Linked DNA regions of Mus musculus: region 2 is linked to region 1. A link is a loop called in an ENCODE intact Hi-C map of the cell type or tissue named here. Cell type or tissue: left cerebral cortex. All regions are shown on one strand.

Region 1 (8,000 bases):
AAAGGCCAGATTTCCTGTCAACATCCTGTCTTCTTTTAATTTCAAAGATTCCTTTTAAGCTCCAAGTGACAGTAAAACCTCCGATCTGACGATTACAGTCACACGGCCCTCATCCCCTCCTCCCCCTTCTCCCCTCCTCCCTCTCCTCCCCGGGAGATTTCCCCCAATGGTATTTTAAGATGTCACCCGGGAGACCTCAAAGAGTCACCAGCCTTCCCCCCACCCCTTTCCAATTTGAAGTCTTAATGGGAGCAAGGAGGGCCTCAGCTGCCAGCAGCCGCGTTTCCAGCCACCTCGGGCATCACTACCTCCCAGCCGCTGGCCCTTCCTACTCTGTCCTTTCTCACGGCAGCTGTGAGAGGTTTAGGGGAAAACCAAGGCGTTTTCGTTTCATCTGGCTGCCCCCCTTACAAGAGAGAGAGAGAGAGAGAGAGAGAGAGAGAGAGAGAGAGAGAGAGAGAGAGAGAGAGAGAGAAACGAAACAGTTGCCTATCCCTGGTATCGTTGAAAAATAAATTCTCTGAACGACTCTGGGGCTACCAGGATGGAGGCATTCCCCAAGTCTCTGCCTATCTTTCGGGATGCAGACTTATGCCGGAGGCAGCCCTTTAGAACCGGCCTACGGTCGCCCTGTGCAACACTTCAGCCGCTGAGGTTGAGAGTGTGGGAAGGAAGTGTTTCTGCTGCAGAGCAGGAGGCGCGGTGCTAGGCCAGGCCCTCCTCGCCCTCTGTGCCCCACACCTCCCGGGTCCTCGCCCAGCTCCGGCGGTCCTCATCCCAGTTACCGGTTAGACTGTGCCAAAGAATCTGGGAGCCCCAGTCCTCCGGTTTCCATGCCACTATACTCTGCAGGGCCCCGTGAAGGCCAGGTGGAACGGGGTATGGCTCCTCCAGGCTGTCTGTGCCACCGAGAAGGAGCGCCCCAAGTGTCCGTGTCCTCCGGCAGAGAGGCCGCGGTGTACCGTTCCCAACGGGAGGTCTGGGGTTCTGACTCTTGGAATAGGAACGGCAGAAGAACTCCCCACGCCCAGTTCTCCTGGACGTCCTCCTGGTACCTTCCCTGACTGATGTAACCATATTTCTCTCTGGACCCGGGCTCGGGCAGCGGGGACACCCAGGTTCCTCTCATGTTCTGTCGGGCCTGGGCTCCTGCAGCGTGGGTGACCAGGCACCCCTATGTCCTGCTAGCCGGGTGACCCCCTTTTCTTCCACCACGGTACCTCCCATGTTCTCTGGGGTCTGGGCTCTTATTGCGGATCGCCTGGAGTCCAGCGGGGGTCCTTCCGGGAGTGGCATCCTGCAGTAGGGGCGCCCGGGTACCCCGGTGTCTTGCCAGCTGGGTGACATCCCCTTTCATGTCCTACTTCTAGGTGCTCCCCAAGTCCTCCCCGGTATGGGCTCCTGCAAATGGGGGCGCCCAGGTTCCCCGGTGTCCTCCCGGCTCGGGCCCCTGCACTCACCTTGAAGGCGACCGGCAGCGTCTTGTTGCAGCGCCAGTGCGAGGGCAGCACGGAGCAGAGGAAGTTGGGGCTGTCGGTGCGCACGAGCTCTCCCGCGTGGTCGGCCAGCACGTCCACCATCGAGCGCACTTCGGGCCGGGTGCGGCCGCCGGGGCCCGCGGTTGCCTGCGCGCTTAGCGCGCCGCTGTTCTCGCCCATCTTGCCGCCGCCGCCGCCGCCGCAGGGGAAGGCCGTGGAGGGGGGAGTGAAGCGGCGGCTGGTGCTCGGGTCTACGGGAATACGCATGCCGCGGCCGTCAGGGCGCGGGCGGCCGCAGCCGCGGGAAGCGGGAGGCGGGAAGGCGGCGGCTCGGGGCCCGGCCAGCGTGGGGGGTGGGGGGAGGGGCGGCGCCGGGGGAGGGGGTGCGCCCCGACGGTCGGCCGCGCGCCCGCTAGTCCCGCATCCGGCGCGCGCGGCCGCCCCACGGACTCGGCGGCCGCGGCCCCAGCCCGGATCCTAGAGAATCAAGTGGCGGCGACGCGGCCGCCCGCGCGGGGTTAGTACCCCGGGCCTCGGGGCGGGGCCGTGCGAGCGACGCGGGGCGCAGCCAATCGCAGCCCCCAGGCTCGGGGTTCGCCGTGGAGGACCCGGTGGCTCGGGCCCGCGCGAGCCAAGCAGGGGCCAGGCTCCGCCCCAGAGGGTCTAGACACCCGCGTCCCGGTAGCCGCGCGGGGAGCCGCGGTCCCCGGAGTCAGGAGCGGCCGCTGCGACCTGGGCAGACATCGGGTTTCCAGCCTCCTGGCTGCGGCTCGCTTCCCCTCCCTCGAGTCGCAGCCTGGCTGCTTCAGCTCTGGCCACCGCAGCCCGGAACCTGCACCCTCAGCTGGTTGCCGCGGTGACACCCAAGACGGTTTTCTCATTCCCTCCACTCCACAAACGATTTTGACCCTAGAGCTTCCACCCCACGAGGGAGTCCACAGCTCCGCGCGGCCTTGGCTCTCGTCTCTGTGGCTTCTGTGTCAACCTTCGAGGCAGACAGAATAGGGGTTGCCACAGGGACCAACAGTGGGGTGGGGACAACCACACGGCTCCTGTCCACTCAAAACTAATTTCAGGATCGCGCAGGCCTCGTGGAGTTGTCCTCTGTCTTGGCAGCTCATGGGTCTTTGAAAACTACAATGGGGCCTACAACAGTGTGCTTTTTTGGAACATTCCATGCTACACCATACGCATGCAACCACCGTCCGTCTAGTGGAAGTGGATGAGGGTCTGTGGCAGAAAGAAGTCTTAACGCTCAGACTGCTTTCTCCCCACGGATGGAAAGGGGTCCTCCTAGGGCCGGGCCATAGTCTTCTTGGCCCTAAAGCGCTGAGCCTACAGAGCTGTCAGGTGCCCTGTGGGAAATCGGCCCTGGGGTCTCTGTGTTCCTCATGCTCCGTGGCCCAGCAACTCCTGGACTTCACTAACAACAACTCTTTCCCGTCCCGTCTCCTAAGCCTGGCATGGGGGCACAGACACACAACTAGAGAGTCCACGGTCACCGGTCACCGAGGGCTGTGCTCTCCCCAACCCCGTGCACTCCTTGGACGGCAGCAACGAACGAATGCATGTGTTTCTCTCACTGCTTTGGAAATTCGACTGCATTTTCGTTGCCAGCGACAGTGAATCTGTCTGCAACTACCAATACAAGCCCCAGAAGCGACACGATTTAGGATCCGATGGCGACAGAGGCATCAAGACCTCATCCTGGCTCTGACCTCAGCTTAGAACACTCCATTTTGTCAAAAAACGAAATCAGGCGCTGTGTGTACAACAGCGGGGTACTAGGTATGTCCTGAGTCTAACGAGTGCCAGGAGAATTGTATTCTGCCCCTCTCTGGGCCTTATGCCAGCGCCTCAAGCCACCAGGGAAGCAAGGACAGTGAAGGTCCCTTACTGGAACTTTTTGAGAACCTATGATTCGGAGTTGACCATCACTAGGCCTTGGGCCGCCATGGAAACAGCCTCTGGACCAGAGGGGATCTAGGAAGCCTGGCCCTGAGCATGGGCCCTCAGGGGGCTCCCCTGGAAAGGGAGCACCGCTAGTCACCAGGTAGGACCCAGACCGAGTCGTCTATTCTGCCCTCGAGCGATTGTGGGCCGTGACTGGCAGCCTCTGCGATGCGATGCATAAATTCGATTTCTTGAGTGATTCCAGTTTGCATCTGCCCCATACTAGTCCCTCCGCCTGATTTCTCTTTCTGATCTTACAACAAATTAATAACCGGGTCTCCGGAAAGTGGGGCTACAGGAATGACCCAACATCTGACCCTGGGCCCGGACTCAGCTATAACCCTCGGAAGACGCGGGCACCAGATCCAAGGGTTGGGGAAGTGCTGGCCTTCAGTACGCAGCCTGAGGTCGCAGGTGAAGGGTCGCCCGGGCTGAAGCAGTGTCGTGAACCGCCCACTAGTTGGCGCTGGCGCCTTGCTGGCTGCTCAGTTGCCCCCACCAGACTCAGAGCACAGACTTGCGCCTGCAGCAGGGGCAGCACGGGCAGCACGGGTTTTCCAAGCCACGGAGCGTTGGGGAAGAGCTACTTTCTGGAGAGTGCGCGCCTGATTTCTCTTTATACCAGTGGTCACATATCAGGTAAATGGATAGTGTGGTGTTAGGCCGAGGGTTGCCTGCCCGGGTTCTCACAAAGAGATACGGTTCTTTGGAGTCCCAGATACCGAAGGGCCTGCAACCAGCAGAAGTCTCCCTTCAACAGAAAGGCGCCGCCCTGTTTCCCTACTTCTGTTCCTGAGCTCCGTTCTGAGGATAGGATAGAAGGCTCAGACTTTCATCCTTATACCTGTCTAGAACCAGACCAGTTTCCTTCTTTCTTCTCTGGACCGACAAACCTAGAACTATTTATGTATGGTCAAATTTTCAGACCAGGAGAGCTGCCACCAAACAGGACTCATCGCTCCCTCTCCCTTCCCCACCGTGCGTACATATGTTCCGTCTTTCTTTCTGTCCCACAGTCGGGCAACAGTCTGCCTTCTCTCAAATGCTCTCTTCTAAGAGCACCTCACTGTGTCCCCAACAGGGGACAGGAAGCAGAGATCAAAGCTCCTCTCTCACGTGTATGTCCATTGTAGGGTAAATTGGACCAGCCTGGGCCATCTACAGCAGGCTCTTATCCTGAGAGGACACCCCCGCCCTCCAAGCCACTAAGGCTTCTTGGCTGTGCAATGTTGCCTCTGTCTTTGAGGAAATGGACTGAGTGGGTCTCATTCCTTGGAAGTCAGGAGACAGGGAAGGGTAGGTTTCAGCACACTTGTTTCTGGCTCATCTCTGGTTAGTTCTTAAGTCTGCTTCCTCCATCCCTCTGGTCCAGGGACCCTGTGTCGAATATTCCTGAGCCTTCCTCTCAACTGTACAGGGGAGAACAGCTGAATCTGGGATCACGTGTGAAGTGCTTGGCACAGGACTGCTCCAGAAAGACGCTCTATCACGCCAACTGTCTTTGCCAAGTGTCACACCCTCACCTGTGAAACACTCATCTGGTGGTAGCTTTCACAGCGCTTTCTAGAACTCAGAACCTAGGACAGAGCTGTGGCCACCTTGCTCCTCCTTTCTCCTAGGCTGGCCTGAGGGCTACCTGCTGCCTACAGACTATCGGGTGCTTGCCTTTACATAGAGCTAGCACTGAAGGCAACTTTTGAGGGCCTTCTTGCTGTCAAGGCTCCAGACCTTCACTACTGCCCTCCCACAAGCAGCCCTGACCTAAGTAGAAAGTGACCATCACCATGGACACCACAGTCCTTTTCCTCTCCCCCAGAGGTGTCGGTTCCTTCTAGAAATGGAGTGTCTCCATTCTGGTCCCGGCACCCAGTGTGGATCCTGCCTACAGCTTAGTCTCTGGAACTCTCAGGGGACTTTCCTATGTTGAGGGACTTCTTTCTAACATTCTTTCTTGGGGAGGGGGAACTAGGGGTTCCTGCTGGCAGGAGAGGGGCAGTGAGCACTCCCTCCCCAAGGCTGAGAGAAAGTGAAAGCCATAAAATGCTGTTAGTAAACACAACTCTGTATCCTGTTTTCAGACGTGTGTAGTTACTTACACGGTATAAAATATTGAAATACAAAAGATGTCATGTACCCCGACTGAGCACACCTGCTGAACCCGTCAGAACCAGCGGTTGGTCAGAGTACTGTAACTAAATTGAGAAGCAATCTCTTGAGAGAGGTGGAGGCCCCATTTCAGAGGTTTCAACTCTGGGGTCATCTCTCCCGGGTGACTTGAGGGAAGGTTACTGAATGGGTGGGTGTGTTTTCCAATTGCAGAATTGAGAACCGGATTTAGAGGGAGGGAGGGGAAGGAGGGAGAGCTGGGACACCTTTCCCAGCTCTGTCCCAGCTGGGGAAGGGGGAGGGGGACTGGCCCTGAAATGGGTTGGGCTAGAAGACCAGTCCCAGCCTTGGCTGAGGCTTGACTAGAAACCAGACAGTCTGCTGGCCTTAGAGATATGACTGAGTCCCCTATAACTCCACTCAGCCCATTCGGTGTAGTGGGATGGGGCATCTGCAGACCCTTCAAACCCCGGGGGACAGAAAGTTCCCCCAGAAAGGCCTAGGAAGGGGGGAGTGCAACGCTGCTAAGCTCACGTCAGTGCTGGACTTTAGGGTCCTAAGCAAGGGCCAGGAAGGACCAAAGTTGTTTCCCTATGGTCTCAGGCTCCCATCTGAGCAAGGAGCTTCCTAAGTCATCCTGAGTCCCATCTGGCTCTCTAGTCTGTGATCAAAACCTACAAGCCATTCCTGCACTCTCAGGATCCAGTCACCTTTTAGGGGATGGGAATCCCCACTCCCTCATGTGTGCCCTATCTGGATGCAGTTTGGCTCTGAGGAGGCAATCTTGAGAGAACTCATTGGGTCTTGGGGGGTGGAAAGGAAGCCCGCTATCACTGTCACCTCTGTATCTGGAGGGAGTTGGTCCAGCCTGGCAGGTGATGACCCCCATGGCTGCTGTACAGGGTGGGTGGGTGTGCGCAGGGCAGGCGTTGAGAGCCCTGGTTCTTGAACCACCTGCTGTGTGCGCCTGCTCAGCCTCCCTGTGTGTGCATCAGAGGGGCAGAGATTTTATTCTCTGGGTTCTCAGGATGCCCCGGGGTTCCCTGAAGAATGAGCTTCTCCTGTAGGGACTCGGCACCTCAACAGCACTCACCAGCCTCCCTCTTTGCTGTCTGTACCACAGCAGCGACTCCCACTGTGCACCCGGAGCCCAAGAAGGCCTCTGACAGAAATCTGTCCTTTGTCTCAGCTCACACCTATCAAGATGCCCACAGCAAGGGATGCAGTGGTCAGGGACAGGAAGGGAGCCTCTGCCTGGCAGTCACCTCTGTCACATTCTATACCCCATGCTCACTTATGCCACCTTAAAGCATTTTTTTTCTGGGGCCATCATGTCCGTTATACAAGAGAAAAACAGAAGCCCAGAGAGGTTAAGAAACTTGCACAAGGTTGCACAGCCGGGAAACCACAGAACTGGGATTCCCTCCAGGGAGCCTGACCCTAGAGCCCACGTTCCTGGCCACTCTGCTGTCTCAAGGAGCAGAATCAGATTAGAGAAGTAACAGCCATGGGGCAGCATTAGATTCCTCGCAGAAGAGTCCTGGGTTGGCTTCAGTATTCTAGTGTCACTCATGAAGGCTCTAAGACACCAAGTCCAAGACCCCGACATTGTCAAATAGCGGATCCAAGGCCTAAGGAGGGAAGGGTCTGTTGAGATCGGAACCTAGGCCAGGTTACTCTCTGGGCATCTCCTGCTGCCACCTCCTGCTGGCTGGGTCCCCATCTTCTGTCTGTCCCGTGCTGTAGGCTGTAGGCCCCCTTGTCCCCAAAGCCCACCCAGCAGTGCCTGGGCCACAGGGTCCTATTAGGGATTTTCCACCCCTCCAAAAAGGTCTTAATGCCTGTCAGTCCTTGTGAAACTTTAATTAATCTCAGAGGCCGACGACTTGAAGGAGAGCTGCCTTGGCCTCACAAGGCTGAAGATGACGGCTCCGTTTATGTGGTGCGGAGGAACGCTGCAGACATTCCTGCCAGCAATAAAAACCACATGGCTTTTCCAGCGTCGCCCTTGGAAAAGAGAGAAAAAAAAATGCAGCCCTCTGCGGAAAGAAAGCAGCTGTGTACTGTACGCATGGCGTGAGATAAAAACAGGCGTTCCGAGGTGGAGAACAGTTGGGCTTTTATGTCTCCTCCATGACCACCGTCAGTGGCAGGGCCCAGCGGTCACCCTCTTAGCCACAGGCAGCTCAGAGAACAGGGTTGGCCCCAGTGGAAGGCCTTTAGCTGCTAAGGAAAAGAGCCTCAGCCCTTCCACCTGGGCTGGGTCTAAGCTCCCTGGCTGTCTCTGAGGTCGTGCCAGCACCCTAGGGTGTGACCTGCACCGTGTCACAGGGCCCTTACTCCTCAGAAGGGCACGCACTGTGCTCAATGCACGCTCTGCCGCAGCAGCTTTGAAAGGTTTCGTTCCTTGGTGAACAAGGATATGTGTTTTATTTTTCATGGGCTCCCCCAAATCATATGGAT
Region 2 (8,000 bases), 130 kb after region 1:
CAGTGCATCAGACTGGGTTTGACTGCTCCTGCAAACCTCAGAGACCGTGGGCCGAACAAGAGGAAGGTGTGCTGAGTAGCTTTATGTCAACTTGACACGAGCTGTAGACATCTGAGAGGAGGGAGTCTAAGTTGGGAAAATGCCTTCGTAAGATCAGGCTGTGGGCTAACCTGTAGCACATTTTCTTAATTAGTCATTGATGTGGGCGGGTCCAGTCCGTTGTGGGCGGATCCATCCCTGGGATGCTGGTCCTTGGTTCTATAACAAGCAGGCTGAGCAAACCAGTGAGCAGCAACCTTCCATGGCTCCTGCCTTCAGGTCCTTGCCATGTCTAAGTTCCTGTCCTGACTTCCTCTGATGATGAACAGCAATGTGGAAGTGTGAAACAAATAAACCCATTCCTCCCTAAGTTTGGTCATGGTTTTTCTTTACAGCAACGGTAACCCTGACTACAACAGAAGGTTTGTGTCCCATTGGTCAGGAAGCAAGGGCTCAAGTGTAGAAGCTGATGGTGCCGCATCTCTGTTTCTTATTTCTTTCTCCTTTGCCAGCCTCAGTACATGGCTTCATCTTTGCTATAGGTAACTTCGTGTTCCAAAATGGCGGCTGATGCTTCAGTTATCAGGTCTGAATTCCAGATGTGAAGACAGGGCCACGGATATACTCAACTAGCCAACACTGAGCTGACAGACAGATGGACTTGGAAATGTGACTTTTAGGGCTGAAGATGTTGGTAGAGTGTGCTTAGCATGTGTGGGGCCCTGGTGGCTCCCAAGTGCTGCATACACACATACATATAGGGGGTGAGGGAAATGCATACATGCATATGGGATGAGGGGCATGCCTATAATGTCAGCACTGGGGAGATGGATGCAGGGGGATCAGAAGTTAGGGTCATCTTGAGCTACAAAGCGACCCAATGAGGCCACCATGAACTACACAAAACCCTGCCGCAAAAATACACCAAACAAACAAAAAGCCAGAAAAGCAAAGAAGCTAGAGTAAGCAGAAAAATGGGCATGCTAGCTTCTGCTGGGGGTCCTGTGTCTGCCCTTCAGAACAAAACCTGCCCAGTGTCATGCCTTCCATATGACCACCCTTCTCCTCCAGGTCAGCTGTCCCGAGTCCTCACCCACCCCTTAGAGCACAGGCCGATAGGACATGGGCTGACAGAATCACTCACAGTGTGCCTGCTCCCTGGGGTCTCAGCTGGGGCTGGAGGAGTGAGGACCCCCAGCTCAGCCACCAGCAAGAGAACAACTCCAGGAAGGAGCAGGAGCCATGGGGCCCAGAGAGGAGAGGAAGGAGAGGTAGCTGGAGGGACTGGAACAAACGAGCTCACTAAGGCTTTCTGGTTTGGGAAGGAGGGAGAGGCGCTGGGCAGAAGGCTGGGGAGGTTTAGCTAATTTGACCCACCTGTTCTGGCTACACAGCCTGCTGACCTATCCAAAGGGAAACTGTTGCCTTTCCAGTTGCTTTGGTCTGATCTGGAATGCTCTAAGACTCCTCATAGCTAGTCAGTGGTTTCCCAGAATTCCACTGTTCCTCTTTCTAAACAATTTTTTAAATTCTGTGTGTGGGCACGTAGAGTCCAGAGGATGGCATAAGATCCTGGAGTTAGCGTTGTGAGCCACCGGGCATGGGTGCTGGGAATCAGACTTGTCCTCTGGGACGGCAGCAAGCATCCCTAGTTGCTGAGTCACTTAAGCAGCTCCTACTCCTCTTTTTGAAATGCTATAGAGCCCCACCCCACCCTACCCCATTTCACCAGCTGTGACTATGGCTGCTGTGAGCACTGCCCTGCCCCACCCCACACCCCGCCCCACCCACCCCACCAGCTCTCTACTACAATGGCTGCTGTAAGGCCTCTTTGGAAGTTCATAAAGCATGAAGATGGGGGTCCAGCGGGGAGTCCTGATTCTCTCCAACCCAACTCTTCACCTTCTTGGACCTGCCATTTCTTCTAAACCATATTTGGTCTCTGTGTTGCCAAGAAAGGTTTGTAGAGAAAACCAGTGTGGGCTGAGTGAATGCCCAACATGGTGTGGACAGCAGCTCAGGGGCCTCCATCCTCTCAGGTCCCCAAGAGGCCTGAGGACAGCTGTCATGCAGCCTGAGTGTGCCCTTTCCAGGAACTCACCAGAGACGCCTCACCAGGAAGGAAGGAAGAAGAGGAGGAGGAGGAATAGAAGGAGGGGGAGGACAAAGAGGAAGAGGCAGAGGAAGAGGAGAAGGAAGAGGGAAGGAAGAGAGGGAGGAGGAGGAGAGGGAGGAAGAGGCGCTACTCGTTGCCTACTGGTCCAGAGCTCCTCTACCAAGTGGGAGACAAAGAGAACTGTGGCCCCTTTTGTCAGCAACCCCAAGTTGGTGACAAACTCAGAGAGCATTCTTTTGTCTCCTCCCTGTCCAAACCCCTCTGATCTCTGGCCCAGCTCAGGTGGGGGCGGGGGGGGGGGGTGGTCCTGAGGCTCAGTCAGTGGAGGTAGAGGCAAGATCTGCATTTTAACAAATGCTAGCAAGCACCTGTCATGAAGCGGTCACCTGCCATTTCTTGAACGCCACTGGAGGAAGGAAAATTCAAAACTATAAGGCTAACCAGGGATTCAGGACTGTTGTTCCAGCTACTTAGGAAGCTGAGGCAGGGGGATTGGAAAGTCAAGGGCTGCAGAGCAAATCCAAGGCCAGTCTGGGCAAATCAATGAGACCGTGTGTGGAAATAGGGGCCTGCCTAGCATGGGTAAAGCCCCGAGTTTCATGGCCAACACTGTAGCACAATGTCACTTTGTGTCTGACTTGAGATGTGACTCATGCTGAGAGACACTGTCTGTATAATGAGGTGTCTGTGGGCTGTTTGCAGCTTTAGCTTTTATCTTTCATTGCATCTCCTAGATCATCTGCAATAAGCACCAGTTATTTTTAGTCAGAGCAGAACATGTGAGCCCTTTGTTGGGGACTCTGCCCACAAGAGCTAGCTGACCCTGCTCCCTAACTCTGGCCTCATGGAGGCTTGGCTCTTTGCTGTTGCCACACTTGTCCCCCAGCTCCCCACAAAAAGGCCTGACCTGGGACTTCTGGTTCAGATCCTTCCAGGTGCCCTCACAGGTAGCGTACTCTCTTCCACGAGCAGACCTGCAGCCAACAGGACCTTGTCAAGTGTGCAACACCATGGACGCCACCAGTGTTCTTCAGCTCAGAAGCCTTGGTCACGCCTGAGCTCTGCCCAAGCCTGCTGCTCTGCCCCTATGCCAGGTTCTGGGGTGATCCAGCCTGCCCTCAATACCCACCAGCCTGTCCAGTATCACAGAACAACCCTGGGTGGTTCTATACTGAATGTCCTTCTTTCATTGTGAGCTATGCTGGCTGTAAATGTGAACACAGGTTTGCAGGGTCTAGAGAGGCAACTTCTTCATGCTCACAGCCATGACGAATCAACAAGTAGGCTCCTTGTTCTGACATGGTCTTGCAGGGAGACCGTACCCAAATCAACCCAGCATCTCTGCATCGATAGACAATTCTGTCCAGTAATGAAACTGCTTTAAAGAGAGGTGGCAGATACCGGACACGCCTGCTGTGCCCTCCATGGCTTCACCCTGACAGACATTACTAATGAATCTTAGGATCCTTTGCTGTGGAGTCAAATCCATACCTCAGAATTTGTCTTAACACTGTGTACCAAGCAAAACAAACATTCAAGGCAAAAGCAGTTTACTTTTGTAACAAACTAGCTGATTAAAATGTAAAAAACCGTCAATCCTCAGTTCTCCAAGCTGAAGAACAGTGGTCAACACAGTGAACTGAGATGAGTTTTGGGTAAGAGTCCGCATTAAAGCCTGTTCGGAAGTCAGACTTCCTGCAGCCACCAACCATCATAAGCCAACTCCAGACCAACTACTTCCACCTTCCTGGAACCGACCGCTGGTCATTCGGCTGGCGCCCCCTACTGTCCAACAGTCTTTACTGCAAGTTTTCCATTTCCCCTCCTAGAGGAAGCACACACTGGCATGATCCCCGCACTGGGCCACACTGTCTCCTACTAACTGGGGAGGGCGGGGAGGAGGGGGTGGTTCTGTGTGACCCTGCTCTGTGTCTTCCCTTCCTCACCACATGTCATTCACACAGAGTTCTGTGGTCCATCCTCAGTTGGTAAACTCAGACCACCTGAGGAGAGGAGCCTGGTTCTTGGTCACACAAGTCCAGGACAAAACCAGGACTCGGAACTCTATAGTCCCAAATTTATGCTTTCTTTAGCGCCTTACCCTGTTCCTCCTCTCAAAAAAAGGCAGAAAAGCAGCCACCTTGGGCTCTGGAGCCCCTGGGATCCCCCAGGGCCTTCATCTATTTCCAGGTTGGCCTGGAACTGTGGAGAGATCTCTCTGGGGCAGTCCTCAGTCCCATGCCAGGGGCATCCCTTCCCCCACTTCTCTGAGCTCATCTCTTCACATGCTGGTGTGGGGGTGGGGAAAGGTGTGGTGGGGTCCCTCAAATGTCACTTCTGCTAGGAGCCCATCTTCCACCACCTGCAGGTCACACCACACTCCTCACTCTCTGTCTGTGTGGCCCTGAACATAGGGCAGGCACCCGATAATTACTTGTTGACTGGATAAATTAAGACCTCAAAACGGGAATAACAAAGGAGTCATGGACTGGGAACCAATGGGTTCGGGAATCGAGACTTGAGCTGGGTGTGGAGGCAAACACCTTTAATCCCAGCACTTGAGCAGGAGAGGAAGGCAGATTTCTGAGTTCGAGACCAGCCTGGTCTACATAGCCAGTTGCAGGACAGTCAGGACTACACAGAGAAACACCTCCTCTCCCTCTAGAAATAAATCTAGGTTTGGGGATACCCCCACTGTTGGGTAACCTTGGCAAATGTGTTAGTTACTCTACTCAGGGCTTAGACAAAAGTGACTTAAGAAAAGATCCAGTTTATTTGGGCTTAGAGTTCTAAGAGGCACAGTTTATCCTAGTGAGGAAGGTGTGGATGTGGGAACAAGAGTCACAGGACAGGTAGGAAGCCAAAAGTGACAAAGCTAGTGCTCGGCCCACTTCCTCCTTAGTGTGACGTCCTGGACCCCAATTCATGGGACGGTCCTACCCACATGTAGAGTGCATCTTCCCACCTGAATTGACCTAATCTAGAGGACTTCTCTCAGGCATAACCAGAGATTGGTTTCCATGGTGATTTTAAATTCTCATGAAGTTGACAATCGAGATCAGCATCATGAGTGGCAGCCTCTGAGCCTGGAAGTTTCTGGCAGGGAGACCCCTTTTGCAGAGTGCAGCCGAATCCTGAGCTCGATGAGGAGGGGAAGGAGCCAAGTCCCCTCGGGAAGGGAGAGAGTCCTGGTGAGCAACCCCACAGACCAAGCCAGCCTCTGGGATAAGTGCAGATGGCCTGCAGCTCCGAGTAGGAGGCCCAGAGACTGGGAGATAGGCCGCCCAGCCGCTGCCCAGGTGTGCCTGTTTGATCCCGGGGTGGGAAAGGGAGCCAGCAGCTTGACTGTGGGGCCCTCATCCCAGCTGGTGCCAGCGCTGGAGCCAGCCATGCCTGTGTCCAGATGACCTGGCAACACTAGGCATATGGAAAACTTGGGTGCTGCCAGCCTCAGGGGTAGAGGTCATAGGCCCTGCCCAGGGTCACAGGGGACTCATGGTTTCCATGCGCAAAGAGGTTTGGGGAGGAATGTGCAGTTCAGGTAGAGATGAGATAGGAGCTACCCACAGCTGCTAAGCAAAGGCTCGAAGGCTGCTAGGTAGGAATTGGATCAGGACCATGGCCAGGAAGGGCCACCAAGGACCCAAGCGTTACTTGGCCCATACGTTCAGGAACTGGAGCAATGGCTAGCTGCTCTCCATCCAGGCAGAAGTGGATGTAGACAGAAAGCAGGCTGGCCCTCTGACCCCTTCAATGACAGAAACATGTAAGGCACCATGTTCTAGATGGCCCCACAGTGACACTTCACCCATCAGTGTCTTAGTTAGGGTTTTACTGCTGTGAACAGACACCATGACCAAGGCAACTCTTATAAGGACAACATTTAATTGGGGCTGGTTTACAGGTTCAGAGGTTCAGTCCATTATCATCAAGGTGAGAACATGGCAGCATCCAGACAGGCATGGTGCAGGACTTGCTGAGGGTTCTACATCTCCATCTGAAGGCAGCTAGCAGAATCCTGGCTTCCAGGCAGCTAGGGTGAGGGTCTTAAAGCCCAAACTCACAGTGACACACCTACTCCAACAGGGCCACACCTCTAAATAGTGCCACTCCCTGGGCTAAACGTATACAAACCATCACAATCAGGAAATACTTTAGTCCCTAATTCTTACTAGGGTGGCAGTGACTAAGGGGAGATTAACCTAGGTTCAGATAAAGATCCCCTAAATACATTATCTCAGAATAACTAGGCAGAAAGTGGAAGGGGTGCAGGGAGTTCTAGCTGACATTTTATAAATGTCCCAAGAAGCCCTCAACACATGCACCTCCAACTGTGACTCTGCCTTCTGGCCATTCCGGATCCTGGTGCAGCAGAAACTGACGTCCTAGCCCTTGTTCCATCTCCTTCTACCTCTGATAGGGTCACCTCCTGACATCACCTCAGAGCCTGGCCACACCCCTCTGCGTGATAGCAATTCTAGGTTTCTTTGCTGGGCTGGAGGAGGTGGTCTCTGCCCTTTGGTTCCTCTGGCTATCCCTGTTCCAACTTAGCCCAAGAGGTAGGTGCTAGCTCCAGCTTAGACTTTGCAAATGGCAGCTTCCTAAGGTAAGTAGGTAACTTACCCTAAGATCCAGGGTTTGGGAGGCCCCTGCTCTAGAGGGGCTGGAAGAAGGGAGAAGGTGGTGGGCAGAAGCCCTCAGGGTGGGGACCCCATTCTGGACAAGGGATGGCCAGAGCACCTGAAGAATAAGCCCCATGACAGGGTGACAGTTCCTCCCTGTTCTGCCCCCTGCACCTGTCTTCCTTGTGACAGGTATCCAAAGGGAACTTCGCAAACTGTCGTCGGTCTACCTCAGCCCAGAAGCCCTCCAGATCTCCACCATGTGCAGCCTCCCACACCATCCCAGCTCTCTGGCTCCACATCCATCTCTCCACAGGACAGTGTGGGTGGAAAATGACACATGCTTGTGGAAAGATGTGGTTGAGTGTCCCCTGACGGTCGCAGAGCTCTCTGCAGCCAGACACCTGGCAGGTGAGCCTCACAGCTTGGCAGGAGCATCCACAGATGACAGCTGATGGCTGTCCGTCACAGTGCAGGCATGGGGCTGTTTCCTGCCTACAGCCTCCGACTCCTCACCACACTCCTGTGAAGCAGCAATTGCCACCATCTTCCTTCAGAGGTACACGGAGTTCAGAAGCTTGCAGGGTTGTATCAAGGAGCGACAGGGTCAGCCTTGAACCAGGGCAGTGAGGGCAGCCTGAAGCATCAGACTTGGACACACATGATCTTACACACACAAACATACACACACACACTCCCATATAAAAGAACTCACACCAATATGGGGGCTGATGCAGCTCCTCTCCTGTTTGTAGAATTCACCTTACACCTACTTTATATTCTAGTTTGTCTCTGCTAAGCAATTATTATTTCTCTGTGTATATGTACATACTGTGTCTATGCACATGTGTATTTTACACATGTGTGTGCTTCTGCAAGGGTGCACTCCTATGTGCACACATGTTGGGTATACAGACCTCTCACTGACCTGGAGCTTGCTATTGCAGCCAGGCTGGCTGGCCAGGGAGCACCAGGGATCCTCACCTCTGCCTTCCAGCCCTGGGCTTACAACCACGCACCACCCATGTCGAGCTTTCTTTACATGGGTTCTGAGGCTCAAACTCTGGTCTGCGGACCAGAGGCAAGAGTGTAACTGACTAAGCTATCTCTCCAGTCCTGTAAAATAGTCTCTAATTTTTAAAAAATAAAGAATAGAGGCTGGAAAAATGGCTCCACAGTTCAAAGCACTGGCTGCTCTTGCAGAAGACCCAGGTTGAACTCTC

Evidence for each region. A loop is a pair of places that touch in the nucleus more often than their neighbours do. Peaks named below come from ENCODE experiments on the same cell type or tissue, not always from the same donor. Only the 100,000 strongest peaks of a DNase experiment are listed, where the experiment ranks them.
Region 2: a loop joins it to region 1, with 2.0 times the contacts of the local background. A loop is called at or near these places in 6 of 42 quality-filtered maps.

What each region holds. Positions count from the first base shown.
Region 1 is chr4:135,146,517-135,154,516 of GRCm38, reverse strand. It overlaps Runx3 (runt related transcription factor 3), which reads right to left and starts at 1,972. Exons shown (of 5, transcript NM_001369050.1): 1 at 1,461-1,972. The coding sequence starts at 1,745. In left cerebral cortex, a CTCF peak has its summit at 3,872 (motif pointing right); DNase peaks (open chromatin) are centred at 872, 3,005, 3,921, 7,481 and 1 more place.
Region 2 is chr4:135,014,182-135,022,181 of GRCm38, reverse strand. No RefSeq gene overlaps it. Among named protein-coding and RNA genes, the nearest start is that of Gm42327, 33 kb to the left of the region's middle. In left cerebral cortex, CTCF peaks have their summits at 3,937 (motif pointing left) and 7,181; DNase peaks (open chromatin) are centred at 2,852, 3,932 and 7,097; H3K27ac peaks cover 373 bases.